Regions from separate parts of the Mus musculus genome. Here region 2 is linked to region 1. The links are chromatin loops, found by intact Hi-C in ENCODE. Cell type or tissue: left cerebral cortex. All regions are shown on one strand.

Region 1 (8,000 bases):
ACTCTCCCAAGGGGTCAACAATGGGAGCCTATCCAATGAGTATCAGCAGGCAATCCAGGTGGCTCTCTTCTCACAACAGAGCCTTCAGATACACAGCCTTATGAGAAGTCAACCCTCTGGGAAAATACCACATGTATCTATTTGACTCACTCTGCAATCTCTAGATCCCAGAATCACACCTGGGATGTAGTCAGGGGTCAGTCAATAAAAGTTGGTTAAATAGAACCCAAATGGGGGCACTGGAGAGATGGCTCAGCGGTTAAGAGCACTGACTGTTGTTCTTCCAGAGGTCCTGAGTTCAATTCCCAGCAAACACATGGAGCCTCACAACCATCTGTAATGAGATCCGATGCCCATTTCTGGTGTGTCTGAAGACAATGACAATGTACTCACATACATCAAATAAATAAATAAATCCTTAAAAAGTGCAAATGTAATTTTCCCCTTCATCCTCAAAATCCCCTATGCTTGGGTGCTGGAGAGGAAACTAATCACTGACTGTTCCCGGAGAGTACCCATGGCAGCTAGCAACCCTCTAACTCAGTTCCCTTTCCTGGCCTCCACAGGCTCCTGCCATGCCGTACACAATCAGATATGGAAGCAAAATACTCATGTACCTAAAATAAAATAATCCTGTTTGAAAGCTCATCAATTTTTTCATCATAATCTTCTTTTCCTGCTTGTTCAATGACAAAAGGAGTTCTACTGTAAGTGACGAAGTTACTAGAATCATCATTCTACCTCTGGTTAAACAATGTTTACATCACTCAAAGCAAGGTACAGTGATGTTCTAGAAATGCCCCTGTTACCCAAGGCCTACAGACTATGTACTTGTGAACTTTCACCCGTGTTCCTATAAAGATGTTTATCTGTCATGTTACAATAGACGGGGACTTCTTGAATTTAAATCACCGTAGACCCCCAGCATCCTTTGCTTCCTTCTGCTCAGCACCACACACATTTTACCAGCAGCACATCCAGGTCCAGCTCCCTGTTTCCTCAGTGCTCGTCTACCCATCCTACCCATCTGGTTTAGGCTTACATTCCCACTTACTAACACTTCTCTTGGTAAATCCACAAACTACCACCAAAGTTCATAAGCTCATTTTCTCCCTATCTTTTACCACCTCTTCCTTCTCAATGTACTCTGAAAGTTCTCCTTAATTTTCCCAACGTCACTCTAGGAAACATCAGGAGAGAACCATTTAACAAAAGTTACCAACTGAAAGAATGTGGTATGCATTACAGTAAAGGCATCTCTTACATTCCAAGAGACTGGTACTTTAGAAGAACCTCACAACCAAGTATAAATAACATACCTTGGGATCATTTGTGACTTCTATCTTATTGTGTACTCAGCCTGTTTTATCTTTAAGAGAACAACCTTATTTGCTTTGGATTTCCTATGTGATTAACTTCTACAACTTAAGCTAATGCTTTGCCATAATCATAAATTATGAACTTTTCCACATCCCTGGCCTAAGGTAATACATGTGTTTGTATATGTGTTATGATAACCATCTGGTGGGAACAGAAAATAGGGTGAAAGTGGCTTTATCAAGTGCATATCCATCACAAATTCGGAATACCACATGGCTATAAGTTAGTAAGTCTATTAACAATGATGTTTGTAAACTGTGAGCTAGGGTGAGCTAGGGTCAGATGGAATCAATGACTTCATCCCTTATAAAACAGTTAAAGATCTCTGTAAAATATTCTCCAATCCCCTCCCCCCCATGTTATGCTGTCTGTACTGTTTAATAAGTGGGAGAGGAAAGTCCTTTGTTGAAGACACACATGGGCACACACAGAGACAGGGACAAATTCACAAGAGAGCATTTAAGCAGGCAGAGATTCCAACTCATACAACAGACAGAAAGGGACAATGGAAGACATGGGTAGAAGAGAAGCCGAGAATCCAAATCTGGGCTTGCTCTCAATTTAATAGCACCAAGGAGAAGCACTTTGATTCCTTTTCCTAATTTGACACCGAGTTATTATTGGTAACTCTGAGTTTATTATTAATATGTCAAACCTATGCAATAGAATACAGGCTATGTTTTTGTGAGGAGCAGAGAGAGAAAAACATTGAAACATTTACTAATCCTGGACTGATGAGACACAGTGCTCACATCTGTTAATGTGAGAACATAATGTGCTCACAGTTGATTGGATACCAAAATCATCATGGAACGGAATCCTTGTTTCATGTTTCCAGGAGGACTTAGGTATATTTCCTTATTAAAAAAAATTCTATCATATCCAGATAAATAATTTTAGAAATCATCTATTTTCATAACTCCTGGTTTTTCTCTTGTGAATCTATGAAATGCTGACCTGTGCCTGCCACAGCCCCTTTGACTCTCCATGTGGATATCTAACAAGCACATCAAATATGCTCAAACATGGGATCTTGATTTTTCTACAGCCATTCCATTCTCAACTTGATCAAAAAAATCCCACAATCTGTAAAGCTTATAATTATCCTTGATTCCTTGACTGAGCCCTGTATTCAGGTCTTTAGGAAATCATATTGACTCTACCTCCAAACAACCTAAATGCATTTGCCTCTTACCAACCTCATGGCTAGCCAAAGCCCCCACAATCTCTCGACCAGGTTAATATAACAGTCCCATGGCTGATTTTCCTCAGCTTTCTCCCCAATACTGCAGAGTTCTCATCTTAATCCTTAAATGTGGCTGTTTCCAGAATTCAATATCCAGTTTTTCTTTTTTCTTTTCTTCTTGCTCCCAGAACCTATTAAATAATTCCCCATGAATTCAACTAACACTTATACACTAAAGATTCCTAAGCATTTACCCTTTTTATTCCTCGAACACTGTGCTGACATGGGCAAGGGGTCCCAAAGCCCAGTAGAGACAGACATGGGATCCCAAAACAGCAAACTGCATTTGCTGCCTGGAAATCTCCTGCCAAGACCCCCCTGATCAGGCCTCACCTGGACTCAGTGTCTGCACCAGCACCAAGCAGTTATCTTTAATATTAAAATAGCTCTAGAAATAGAACTAGAGTTTAAAAGCTGCTAGAAAGCGCTAAGTCAGAGAGAGCCCTGTGAGGAGCTGTGTCCCCTCCTCACGTTAACTGGCAGCATCGGCAGCTCGTCCGAGTGGGCTTCATTTCTCTTGACCTCTCACTTGTGCTCAGTCTCCCCTCATGCTAACTGTTACCAGCTAATGTCTCTCATCCCACCTATGCCTACTGCATGCCTGCTATCTCCGAACCATTGCTTTTACCAGAGCCATTCCTTTTTAAGCCACAGTGTTAGAAAATCACCATATAAAATGTTGTTGGAGTGTCTGCTGCCCTAACCAGACGGTGTACTCTCCAGAGACGCGATCAGATAGCATCTGTTTCTGCATCTCTAGAATTCACTACGTAGACAACTATTTGCCAAATAATGAATGCTCAATTAATGTTTGTTGAACTAGACAAAAACACTAAATGCAAGATCTTTCCAAGTTTCACGAAGAGAGAGAGGTGGTTCAGACTATATCATCAATGAACAAGAGTGGCACAGCCTTCCTGAATCTCCCAGGGAACATACTAATTTAGTCATTGTTATGACGGAGCCCTACTTAAGTGGGGCTGAGAGCCAAGACACGTTCTAAGAAGCTTGGATGCATCTGTTACTAAACTGCCGGCAAGCATACCATTCTCAAAGCATGGCAAGATGAGAATGAAAGTATTTTCTTTCAGAGTCTTAACTAAAGCTAGACGTGATTCCATGGCTACAGAGATGTTTTAAGAACAGGAGCATCATGTGACAAGCACCATCTGGGGACTGAAGTCATTCCAGCCATTTCTATAGCTGGTCTAGAAACAGGAAAAGTATTCTGAGTTTTAGCTGGCTGCATTTTCAGTGGGTAATAGGTTTTTCTTTAAAGTCTAGTCTAATTAAATGATTACATTAAAATTCAAATGCAACTACTCATTAATTTTTATGATATCTATGAAAGAATATAAATCCCTTCTTGATTTGTTCTATTAGAACAGATATGTCCACTCCTTTATTATAATCCTTTCTGAATTTAATGAAGTTCACTAATTTTCACATTTTCTATCAAAACTATTTGAGGATATTGTTCAGACATAAGCATTAGCTTAAGATATGCCTTGAAAAAATGAGAGAGAGAGATTTAAGGTGGCAAATACATCAGAGTGCCCTAAAACAGATGCAGAGCTACAGCAGTGTGCAGTCTGCTCCACTGCTAAAACAGGACATTCAGTACTCACGTGTAAAGAACATCACTGTGCGCAACAGCTCCTTAGGTCAGGCGAGCTACGGCTGTGATTCAACCTTCAGGTGAGATAATTAAGGTGACAAACACAGTCACACTTTTTCTTCTCTTAGCAAAGTAATTCCAACACCTACTATCAAAGTTAGAAGATTTCTGTTTGTAATATGAACCAATAACCCAATTTCTGCTTCCCTTATCATGAAGACCAAAAGAAGGGCAAAGCTAAGAGAAACAGCATTCTTGAGAAATCCAACTCCTGGTGTAGCCACAGAAACCAGGAAAGTAGAAATGGAGGCAGGGAGAAGGACATCTAGAAACATGGTGTCTTAAGCTTCCATTGCTATGACAAAACATCGTAGCAAGGCACTTACACAAAGAAGGGTTCCTTTGAGGCTGGCACTCCCAAAGTGTTAGAGTCTATGATAAGAGAGCAAAGATATGGTATCAGACAGCTGGAGCCACAAGTAGGAGGCAGAGAGCTGACTGGGAATGCCTTGAGTCTTCGAAACCCAATGAAACACCTCCTCCAACAAGGCCCCACCTCCTAATCCTCACCACACAGTTCCACTAAGGAGCACATGGACCTATGGAAAGCATCATCACTCAAACCGTCAAGAACGGTAGCAGGACACAGTGCATAAGAGAAATGGAGAGAGAAAGGATCTATGAGAGGGTAAGGAAGGACAGCAGCATAGAGGTGTAAGGGGGATAAAGACCCCTGAGGATGTCTGAAAAAGCCACATGAGAACATTTTTATAAACTTACTTAGAAACATGTATATAATACTTACATACGTATGTGGGAGTGGGGTTTAAGTGAAATTAGGCCACAGAGAGTTATAATGCTCCCCAACAGCCGTAGACTAACAAACTCCCCAAACATAGGAAACTTCCATTTTAGTTGTTGGTCAGGGAGGTCCCAGAGGTTCCCAAACAATATAGGCTGTTGCCATTGTCCTTGGGGCCTTCCAGAACTTAAAAGTAAGACCCTAGTATGGAAACACCACATACTTCAAATACAAGACTGGGAGAAATTGGTCTGGAATTCACCCTGAAGCCTTTTCCCTGAGAACTAGCATTCATAATATCTGAAAGTGCTAACTACGCAAGCTACCAAGGGAGAAGAATCAACTACCCTATCCAGCTCTAAAGCCTATGGACCATAGAACTGTTCCAGCAAGGTATCCCCAGTGGTACAATGTAGTGGCACTTTTGTTGTGGGGGTGACTATTAGCTGTCGATTTGAACTTAAATGCCCATTAAGTAAAAATTCATACTTGGTACTATAAACTTAGCCAACTACCCATAGCTGGAGAAGTCACAGTAGAATAACTTGTTCTTGCCATTTTCCTAAACCAAGATAATTTCTAACTATATTCTAAATACTAGTAACAAACAGATGAGTGTAGTTCTTGCCCTTCATCAAAGATTCCTTTTGCAGCAGATAGAAGCTACTAGAGATCCAAGACTGGACAAAAAGAAGAGAATAAATGACTTTATGGCACCTGCTCAGCCCCAGGCAGTGCATCTACAATGCAACCCATACATCTAAGGCTCAGAGATCATCATGGAGGAGGGGGAGGAAAGACTGTAAGAACCAGGATGCCTATTGCTACACGATAACTTCAAAGTCATGACCTGGTTGCTGCAACCATGAAATCTCAACAAATATGGTTGCCTAAACAAGACCCTGAAGAATACTTAAGGCTGTCAAATCCTGGCCTTCAGATAATGGAGGTCCTAGACAGTATTTACGTTCTAACTACTACAGAGAAATCTACATCTTTAGCCAGATGTGAAAGAAAAACAAACTGTCTTTCCAAGAGGGAGCTAATTAGTAAGCCAATAATTTTCTACTGAATATCAACACATAAATATACACTAACAAAACATCACAAGGTATTTTTAGCCTTTTGGAACTCGGCATTTGTAACTATACAATTAAAAAAAAAAAAAAGGATGCCATAAATATTTTAAAAGAAAAGCAAGTTCCAAGAATTAGCAACTGAGGACAAAAATAAAAACATAAATTTAATAGTAAAACTACACCAGGGAAGATATTAAAAACCATTTCAAAACTGTATAAACTCTACATAATTGTAAAAATGCATTCTAGGCTATAAATATGTTGTAAATTTAAACTTCTTTTTACATTACATATTTGTTCTTAAATTTTTAAATGTTAGATATTTTTACAATTTTTATTTTGAAGTAATTTCAAACATAAGAAAATCAAAGGACACAATTATACAAAACCTTCTATTTCACCTTCACCCAAGTTCCTCGTTACAATTCCAGCATGTTTTGGCCTCCCTCCTACTCCACATACATGCGCACGTTCAACTCATTCTTTTTCCTATCAACAAATTGAGAGCAAGCCGAAGATATGATAATCTGTACTTTTAAACATCAGAGTTCATTATTCCCTGACAGCAAGAACTATAGCAAATGTAATCACTCCTTAAGCTGCTAAATAAGAAATCTATACAACCCAGAACCATGTTATGGGTTCTCAACCCACAATGCCTCTGTTCCTGTGTGACCAAATTCTTTGCAGGAAGACACATGGCATGTAGCTGCTGTCACTCGTCAGTCGCCAGCAACCCAGGGCAGTTCTTCGGTTGTCTTTCATGAACTGCAAGTGTCCCTTAACCCAGGACTATACTGTTTTTCTTCACAGTCTAACTTAAATCCTCAACTCTCCACAGGATTCCTGACAAACGATGCTCTCTTCCCAGCACAACACTTGAGAGGCACACAATGCCAATGTAATGTCAGTTTGTTCTGCCTGGTCATGTTGACAGTGACTATAAAAATATCACTTTCCTATCTTAAAGTCAACTGAGTAATTTGCAAGGAGATATTCAGAGATGACATTAATATCGTTATGAAAGTTCATGTAGACACACACACTTTACACCTTCCTAACTCAACCATCAGTCTAATAATGGCCTAATAGTGATTTTTTAATTTATATAATTTCTCCCATATTTGTTGGCACACATTTTACAGTAACAAAGAGAGTTGCTTGTCCTCCATATTTAAATTTTTTAATAGGATGGATACCTATTTTATACAATGTATTATCATCAGTTACTGTTTACTTTTAATATTCAAGTCAATAAATTCTCCTGTGGCTTTGATATGCTGACATCATTTACTGAAAACCTCCTTGATCTCATCTTCTATTTCTTGACCAAATCTTTGGTTCAGCCCTGATTCTCAGGAATTAGGTCCCATTAGCAGACATGGAATTTAGACTTTCAGGCACTTGCTGTGATCACAGCTTCTAGGCTCTGTTAGGCCACAGAGCTAGAAAATGTGTAAACACACACACACATTTTCATACACATTGGGTAATGTTATCCTCTGGCCATGACACAGCCACTGTTATACTGAAATCAGAGCTGCTGTGTTTACCAACGTAAGACTTCCACAAGAATGCCCACTGCGCTTTCCTGGTGGAAGGGAGAGCACGTTCACAAGGCAGTGTATGAGCATGTCTCAGGCAGCAGCACACAGGCTTTCACAAGGCCATGCACTAGACCCACAGAACCCACCCTGAATACACAGTCTAGCCAACTGTAAACTCTCCTGGCTCCTGTAAGGTAGCCTAGCTGAAACTCCCTGATGCACCAAACTAGACTTGGGTGGAATTACTTCCTTACTATGCTCTGTGTGCTCCATGTGGGGCAAGAAGACACTTGTTCACATCTTGCCAGGAGAAACAATTCTGATACGA
Region 2 (8,000 bases), 170 kb before region 1:
GGATACACCCAAGATATAGCTGAAAACTCATAGCCTCCAAGGATCATCAGCTTCCCGATTCTTCTTAGGGCAGTGCTTGTTGGTTTCACTGTATGAGATGTGATTGTTCTGATGCTGTGATGGACTGGAATCCTTGGAGGGGTGGAAAACTTGACTAGTGACTGTTTCTGAACTGCAATGCATGTAAGACAGGCAGTCCCCATACAGGAGTGTCACTGGGAGGCAGTCTTCTTTCTAATTCTTTGCTCAACCGCAGATGTTGCTCCTGGGGTATGACTAGGCTGGGGATGGGCTTGAGAGCATCTGCCTGGGATGTGTGAGGCTCTGTTCAATCCAGCACTGGACAGGAAAAAAGGATTTTCTTTGTTTCTCTGTTTTGCTTTGCTTTATTTTTTGTTGTTGTTGTTTTTGTTTTTTGTTTCTAAAAGACACTGCTATCTGTAGTTGAGACAACCGTGGTTTCTATATTTCCCAGAGAGAGCAAGACACTTGTGTTGCAGTAAATCTCCAACCCAAATATGCCCTGGCAATGACAACACAACTCAGTTAATATGATTACATGCTGTGCGCCTAGATTGGGCAGATCTGCCACTACACTACCATCTTCCACATCTTATGAGATCCCTTAGAACTTGTGGTTTCTCCAGGCCATGAGCTTCTGCTCTGCTTTATTTTCTTCCTCCTCCTCTGCACTGCCTTTCTCTCAAACCTCCTTCTCTCTCCCCACCTTCTGCTCCACCTTCCCTTTTACCTGCCCAAGCATCAGCTCTCCTTTATTTCACAAATGAAGGTGGGAAGCAGGTTTACAGGAAATCACCTGAGTGCTGACTCATTCCTCGTTCACAAGCACTCACTAGAGAACGGAATTAACATCAAATATAATCAGCCCCAGGGCTATCCACAACACAGTGCAGTCTGCCTTCTTTTTAGAAACCATCAGTTTTCAAAGGATTGGGCATAAAGATAGTTCAGCTGATGGCACATAGGAACCAAACCCTACCTGCCTGTGAGAGATCACTGCATACACAATATCCCGGAATTTTGTAAATAGACCATTAACCTCTGGTAGCTGGAACAGTAGGGAGGAAAGGTTTACACCACAGAACTTGGCATACATCATTAGCACCCCCTGTCCGCAGTGGCCAGGACAGCCATCTTATCAGCAGATCCTAGGAACACCTGCCAGGAGAGCTTACATTCTCAGTAGGTACTCCTGAGAATCTTACAGAACCAAAAGTTACTCCTATGGATTTCTCTAGCAGGAATAAACAATAGAAAAGTGATTATAGGCATAGCCCAAGGGTCACCATGTAAGCAAACAGTAAAAGCCAGGTGTACTTATACATGAATAGAGATACAGCAGGAAATTGCAAAAGACTGTGAAAGGCATTGCTTTTCTGGGAAAAGGAGATTCCCACAGACAGCACGTGTGTAAGTGTTGGCTTGCAGACAATTCTGCTGGGCTCCTCCCAACAGTGATCTAGCAACAGCTTGTGTCACTGCCTGCCAGGTGTGAACCAGGTGCCCATAAACAGGACTGCCTGCTAGCCCAGCCCCTCTGCCTCTCTCTGCCTCTCTCTGCCTCTCTCTGCCTCTCTCTGCCTCTCTCTGCCTCTCTCTTTCTCTCTCTCTCTCTCTCTCTTTCTCTCTCTCTCTCTCTCTCTCTCTCTCCTCCCCTTGTTTCTCAATTTCTGTCCTTCTCTGTCCCTTCTCTGCCTCTACCCATTTCCAGGTCCCTGATCCCCACTCTTTCCCTGACAATAAACTTTCTTTTATACTAAGCCTTTTGAGTGGCAAGATTGTTCAGGGGATGCCTCAGCACTTCAGCACTGGCTGCCCAGAACTCCCAGCTCCTGCTATTGCCGATTTACATTTCACAACAACAATCACACAAGGCTTGAAGCATTCTGTAACAGTGACACACGGAAGCAGCCTGTCTCCAGAGTTATTGGCCAAAGCAAAGAACAAAGAATAAGTGGACCATGCTTTCTTTGAAAACTGAACAGAGCACTGTATATCACTAAAAGATCTTAAGATAGCTGCTTGGATATTGGGAAAAAGTTAAGTTTAAATAGAAGAGTAGCAATTATATCTGAAAATAGGCTTTCTTGTCCAACTGAACTCTTAAAACTGCAAAACTACTGAGCTAATGGCTAGAAATGGCCAACCATTGACAACAGAACTGTCACTTACACCTGCTGGCGGGAAAATCCGTTTTTTGTTTTTGTTTTTGGTTTTTTTTTTTTCTGAGACATTGGGTATATCATTCACTCCAGGTCCTCAGGCCTCATGATGAGGAGTAGTTGACCAACATATAATAGAATCCACTCTGTGTGTGTGTGTGTGTGTGTGTGTGTGTGTGTGTGTGTGTGTGTAGACATGTACTTTTTACTTGGTTTACAGTTTGGTGAGTCTTTTCTGTTTGGGTAGTGTTTTATTTTGTTTTCCTGGACTGGAGGATTTTGTTGCTGCACTGGCTTTTGTTTGTCTTGAGAAAAAACTCAAGGGGGGAAAAGATCTAGAAGGACTTGGGGAGGGGAAAACATGATCAAAATAAATTTAAATTGAAAAATTGTTTTAAGCAGTAAACATAAGATAAAAAAGAAGATAGACTTGCATTAGCTTTTCCTCACTAAAAACAAACAAACAAATCTGCCAACCATTAGGTAGCCATTGGCGTTTGGGTGAGAGTGTTCCACACAGGCACATGCACAAGTGGTGGAACTGTTTGGGAAGGATTGGGAGGTGTGATGTCGTTGGAGGAAGTGTGCCACTGGGGCTGGGCTTTGAGGTTTAAAGAGCTTCCAGCCACCCCCAGTGTCACAGCTCCTGCTGTGGCTTAGATGTGAGTGGTCAGCTGTTCCTGCTCTCGGGGACCCTAACCCTCCAGAACCATGAGCCCAGTTGAACACTTTCTTTCGTAAGTTGCCCTGGTCGGGGTATTTTATCACAGCAACAGAAACGCACCTATCTATATACAATAAACTACATGTATTCATAGTCCCAGAGTGTCTTTCTTCTGTGCTTTTTTCTGGGCATCTCTTGCTGTCTCAACACCGAGTGTGTGCCTCCCGTGTGTACTGAGCACAGTCCTGACTGCTGCGCATGTGTGTTCTAGTCCCGTGCAGTGATGACTCAGGACAGTCCATCCATTTTAAAGTTCACGGTTAAGTGAGCACTCTTCAGACTCCAGCAGTGCCATATGGGGTCTGCTTTCTGAACTTCCTGCTGCTATTAGAAAGTGACATCTGAAGCTACTATCGGTCAACCTTTTCTCATGAGAACAGTCATTGACAGCTTTGCAGATTTGATTTTTTGAGGAAAATGGAGTATATTTAATAGAATTGTTTAGAAGAATAAAAATGTAATACAATAAAAAAATGAAGCAACATTGAGAATATAACTAGGTGAGTTTTGGCTTATAATAGCCCATGGTTTTAAAAATATAGACTAAAAGTAATAACTCTCGAGTCTAGGGACTCCAGTTGTAGTGATACTTGAATTTATTGTTATAGTTGTTCTAACTATAGGAAAAATGCATATTCTTCGTCAGAGTGTCAAATTAATGAACATAAGTTATACAAAGAGTTCAGTAAGCTCTCCCTGTGTTATCATTTGAAAATATAGCGGGGAATTCACTAACGAAAACTCAAACAAGTCTGTCTTCTAAGCTAATGCTGCTTGACAGCAGGAGGCAGCAAAGACAGCAAGGACAGCGCAGCTAATTGTCTGTGTGTCTGAGGACAGTCAGTCTGCTATACTCAGAAGAATCACGGAAAGATGAAGCAGATGGCTTGAAAGATTGTTTTCCAGGCCATCACTGCTGACCTAAATAAAGGAGCTTCCACTACCCAACAGAAGCCACACAAGGGACTGTGGAAATCTCCCAAGCAGAAGGCTGACTTCCCAAGTGCTGGCGTACAAAGGTGAGCATTCATTTCAATAATGTGTAGTATACCTGATCGCCACTAGATGGCGATGCGGGCACTTCACCAGAGTCGGAGGAAAGCTGCTGGCACCCAGAAGTAGGGCAATAGGAACTAGGTATCTTTCCCCGCTACTTCTGTAAGACAGATTTCCCAGGCTCCAAAACCAGGAGCAGAACCCTTCTGAGTGAAGAGTCCACTGATGACGCAGCTTGCAGGTTGACGAGGAAGGGAACTGTAGAGGACAAGCCTTACTTCTTATTACTGGCAACGACTCTTAGACTTGGCTGTACAGTCTACTTGTGAATCACAACAGAGTGGGCCTAAATAGAGCAACTAGTATTCTGCCTCATTATTTACCAAGGAATTTGACCAAAAGCCACAAACAGTGGTAGACTACTTTGAGAATTCACTGTGGCCACTTAGCCTGAGGATGCACACTCTCAAGTTGTTTTTCTACCTGATGGTCCAAGTGCGCACACTTCCTGTCCATCCCACAGATCGAGGGACAATGGAGTAAAAGCAGCATGCTGGCATGGGAGTTTCCCCATCAAAACACCACTTAGTTCCAATTTGTATTGCTTTATTACTAAGTGTGTCTTATGTCTGCTTGCTGAACTTTGAGCTGAGGACATGAAGCTATACATTTCTGAGAAACACTTGATTAGAGGAAGTTCATATAATAATATTTTGGTTGTCCTTGAGATAATTTTGCTCGTTTGCTTTGAGTCCCCATATCCAATGACAATGGCACTTTCTGTTCTAGTAACCATAGAGATGTGTAATGCCCTCAACAGCTTGTCTGAAAACCAGTCTTTGCTGAGGATGCCCCCCTGGGAGAATATCTGGCTCGTGGGCTCCATCTGCTTGTCCATGTCACTTCACTTCTTGATCCTCTACGTGGTACCTTTGCCACTCATTTTCCAGATCACACCGCTGAATCTGACCCAGTGGCTGATGGTGCTGAAAATCTCCTTGCCTGTGATCCTCATGGATGAGACGCTCAAGTTTGTGGCCCCAAACTACCTGGAACAACCCGGTAAAGAGTGTGTGCAGCCTGCCACCAAATCTTCCTGCTCCCTGTCTCAGTTCCCTTCCTTGTCAAGGCTAAGGGTGGGGAAGTCTGTGCTTTGTCCTGGGTCTCAGGACACAAGGCTGTGTGTGCAGTGCAGGAGTCTGCAGGCAGTGTGGGGAGCGTGGCCGTTGCCAGTGGCCTGAGCAGTTTTAGCCTCCACCTGCATCCTATCAATAGATTCCCTTCACCCGCTTGTTGTCAGGGTCAAAGGGAGACTTCAGGTGAACCTGGGCAGCATAGGTGACCCCCATTCTCTCCAAGGCATACTCTCCATTCTTCACAAAGTCCAGAGAGACAGGGCCACCACTGGGGTCTCGGATGTAGCCATAGGCGATGGTCTTAAGTTAGATAGCTTAACTATCTAGCTTCAGTTACCAGTGTCATTCAGCTTAGACAAGACAGAGCAGAAAAGAAGACATCAATTGTGTGTACCCATTAGTAAAGTAGGGAGCCGGGACAGCAAAGGTTCTTAATATGTCCAGAAAAGCCCTGGGACTGAAAGAGCTGCAGATTAAAGCACAGAGAGATGGGCTATGTTTTAAACAGCCAAGAACCATTATTAAAATTGTAAGTAAAGATTCTTTCAGAAAAAGAAATAAGAGGCTTAATTTAGGTCACCGATATTTTCTTTTCCTTCCCTCTCCTCTCTCTCCTTTTCCCCTCCCTCCGTCCTTCTCTCCCTCCCTCCCTTCCTCTCCTTTGTTTTTGTTTTTTTCTCTGTGTAACCCTGGCTGTCTTGGAACTTGCCCTGTAGACCAAGCTGGCCTTGAATGCAGAGTTCTGCCTACCTTTGCCTCCCAGGTGCTGGATTAAAGATGTGCACTGCCACGCCCAGCCCCGTTTTCTTTCCCTTTTATACTTTAGAGACGAGACAGGGTCCTGCTATGGAGCCTGGATTATCCAGAACTCACTATGTAGTTCAGGCAGGTCTTGACTTTATGATTGTCTTCCTTCACATAACAAGTGCTGGGGTTACAGGCATGCATCCTTCAAATAACAAGTGTGCTCCACCACACCCATTCACATCCCGACCACAGGTAAAGCATGACCTTTGAGCTCCACATTATATGAGAAATTTAAAGAACATATTTGAAGTTCAAACACAATAGTATTTACTGCTAGGCATCAGTGAAAACAGAAGTGAAGGAAAACTGGTTCAAATAGAGGGAATGCTACCGTTTGGAATAGTTCTGAAGAGAACCACAAGTAACAGGTTCCATAAAAATCCCTGAGCACGGTGGATGCACAGGGGCCATCTTGCTGCTGCAATAGAGCTACTGACTTACCAACATTGTTTTAGGCAATGCTTTTGTCTTAACTTAATTAAACTAATATGTTTATGTGTCTTCAAAAGAATTGGAAGTCAGTAGCCTATTTTGGTTTGAGATTTTAAAAACATTCCTGTAAGCTAAAAAAAAAAAAAAAAGAAAAAACAAAATTCTAAGACAACACTGTATCATCCATCCACTCACAAAGACACTTACACCTCTTTTAAGGAAAATCATATGAAATAGTAATTATTAGTCTATTACTGAAGGAATGATACAGGGTAATGCCTTCCCTTGCTAATGGAGGTTTGCAGAGTGACAAGGCAGCAACCCACTCACCCTTCTTTCTGTTCACTAATTAATTAGTTATCCAACTAACTAGTTTTGGAGACTACCTTTCTGTTTGCTACATAACAGTGATATTTAACAAGAAAAGATTTCTTTGTGAAGATTAAAACCAATTGCAGACATATCCCACTAACTTCCGCTTCAGACTAAGTAAGCCTGCAGCCCTCCTGGTTCCGCCAGCTCGTTCTCATCAGCATCAAGATTAACGAGCTTCATTGCAGCTTCCTCACCTTCCAAGGGCTGTGCTGCTCTCTCAGTCAGAGCTGCACCTACTCATGGCACCTGCCAAGCATGCACCACCTGCAGACACGTGCTGGTACAAACTCTACCAGAGGCCTGCGTTGCTGTCCTACCTTATCCAGTCTCCAGCCCCAGACCTTAAAGGAGCCTGCTGTACACGGCAGCCCCAGGTTTCCTTCCTAGGCAGCAGGAATGGCTGTCGACAACCATGCTGATATCAGGAAGAGAGGATGCAGGAATCCGGAGATGCTTACGTCTAAAAACTACACGTTGCTTATATCTGTACGTTTTAACGTTAGTAACACTTAACATTGGCAGAAGACTAAGACACGGGCTTACTTTGTCACTCTCAAGACGGATAGATTGTTTTTCCTATTAAGAGTCTAAAAATAAATTTTAGCCATTCAAGCAGCTGTTGGAGTGGCTAAGCCAGAAGTTCCCTTAATGGCAGCATTTGAAAGCAAATTCATTTGTGAGAGGAAAGTTTTGAGAGATACCTGCACATGTTTGTCACTGTCTTGTCCAATCATGTTTCTCCATTCCATGAGCGACTGCTGCAGACGTTCAAGTCCAGTTTCCCAGAGCCTGACACGCCCTCCCATATCAACAGTCACGACGCTGCTCTTGTCCCACTCAGCCAGCAGAGCATCTGTGTCTGAAATAGCAGATATCCATGCGGTGTATGGCGAGAGAGACTCTGCGCTGAAAAAGGAGCCCAAAGGAAGAACAAGTCGCTCATACAGAATGCAGTGTATACAGATGCAAACAGCTTATGGGGACCATGGGGAAGTGACACTACTTCAGAAATGCTGACAGTCGTTAGGTCAGGTTTTGACAAAATGACACAAATGTAGATGTGTTTGCAAAGACAAACCTTAATTGAGAAAAACACTTGCACCAGATTGCCTATAGGCAACTCTGTAGGGCATTTTGTTGACTTGTGATTGATAGGGGTGTATGTGTGTGGGGCTGGCTCTCCGTAGGTGATGCCACCACAGGGCAGGTGGTTCCAGGTTATATACACGTCAGTAAGCAGCACTCCTTCATGAATTCTGCTTCAGCTCCTGCTTCCGGGTTCCTGCCCTGACTCCCCTCAGTAATAGCATGGGTCTGAGAGTCCTAAGAGTTGTTTGGCCATGGTGT

Evidence for each region. A loop is a pair of places that touch in the nucleus more often than their neighbours do. Peaks named below come from ENCODE experiments on the same cell type or tissue, not always from the same donor. Only the 100,000 strongest peaks of a DNase experiment are listed, where the experiment ranks them.
Region 2: it touches region 1 in a loop (3-fold over the local background); 4 of 42 quality-filtered maps call a loop at or near these places.

Annotation. Positions count from the first base shown.
Region 1 is chr14:78,937,600-78,945,599 of GRCm38, reverse strand. All of the region lies in intron 9 of Vwa8 (von Willebrand factor A domain containing 8), which reads right to left. Among named protein-coding and RNA genes, the nearest start is that of Vwa8, 92 kb to the right of the region's middle. In left cerebral cortex, no CTCF peak of the experiment used is centred here; DNase peaks (open chromatin) are centred at 3,655 and 4,260; H3K27ac peaks cover 2,025 bases.
Region 2 is chr14:79,103,051-79,111,050 of GRCm38, reverse strand. It overlaps Vwa8 (von Willebrand factor A domain containing 8), which reads right to left. Exons shown (of 45, transcript NM_027906.1): 37 at 7,355-7,559. Gm30970 (a long non-coding RNA gene) reads left to right here. Exons shown (of 2, transcript XR_383637.4): 2 at 3,814-6,454. Among named protein-coding and RNA genes, the nearest start is that of Gm30970, 28 kb to the left of the region's middle. In left cerebral cortex, CTCF peaks have their summits at 3,760 and 3,962 (motif pointing right); DNase peaks (open chromatin) are centred at 3,985 and 7,501; H3K27ac peaks cover 170 bases.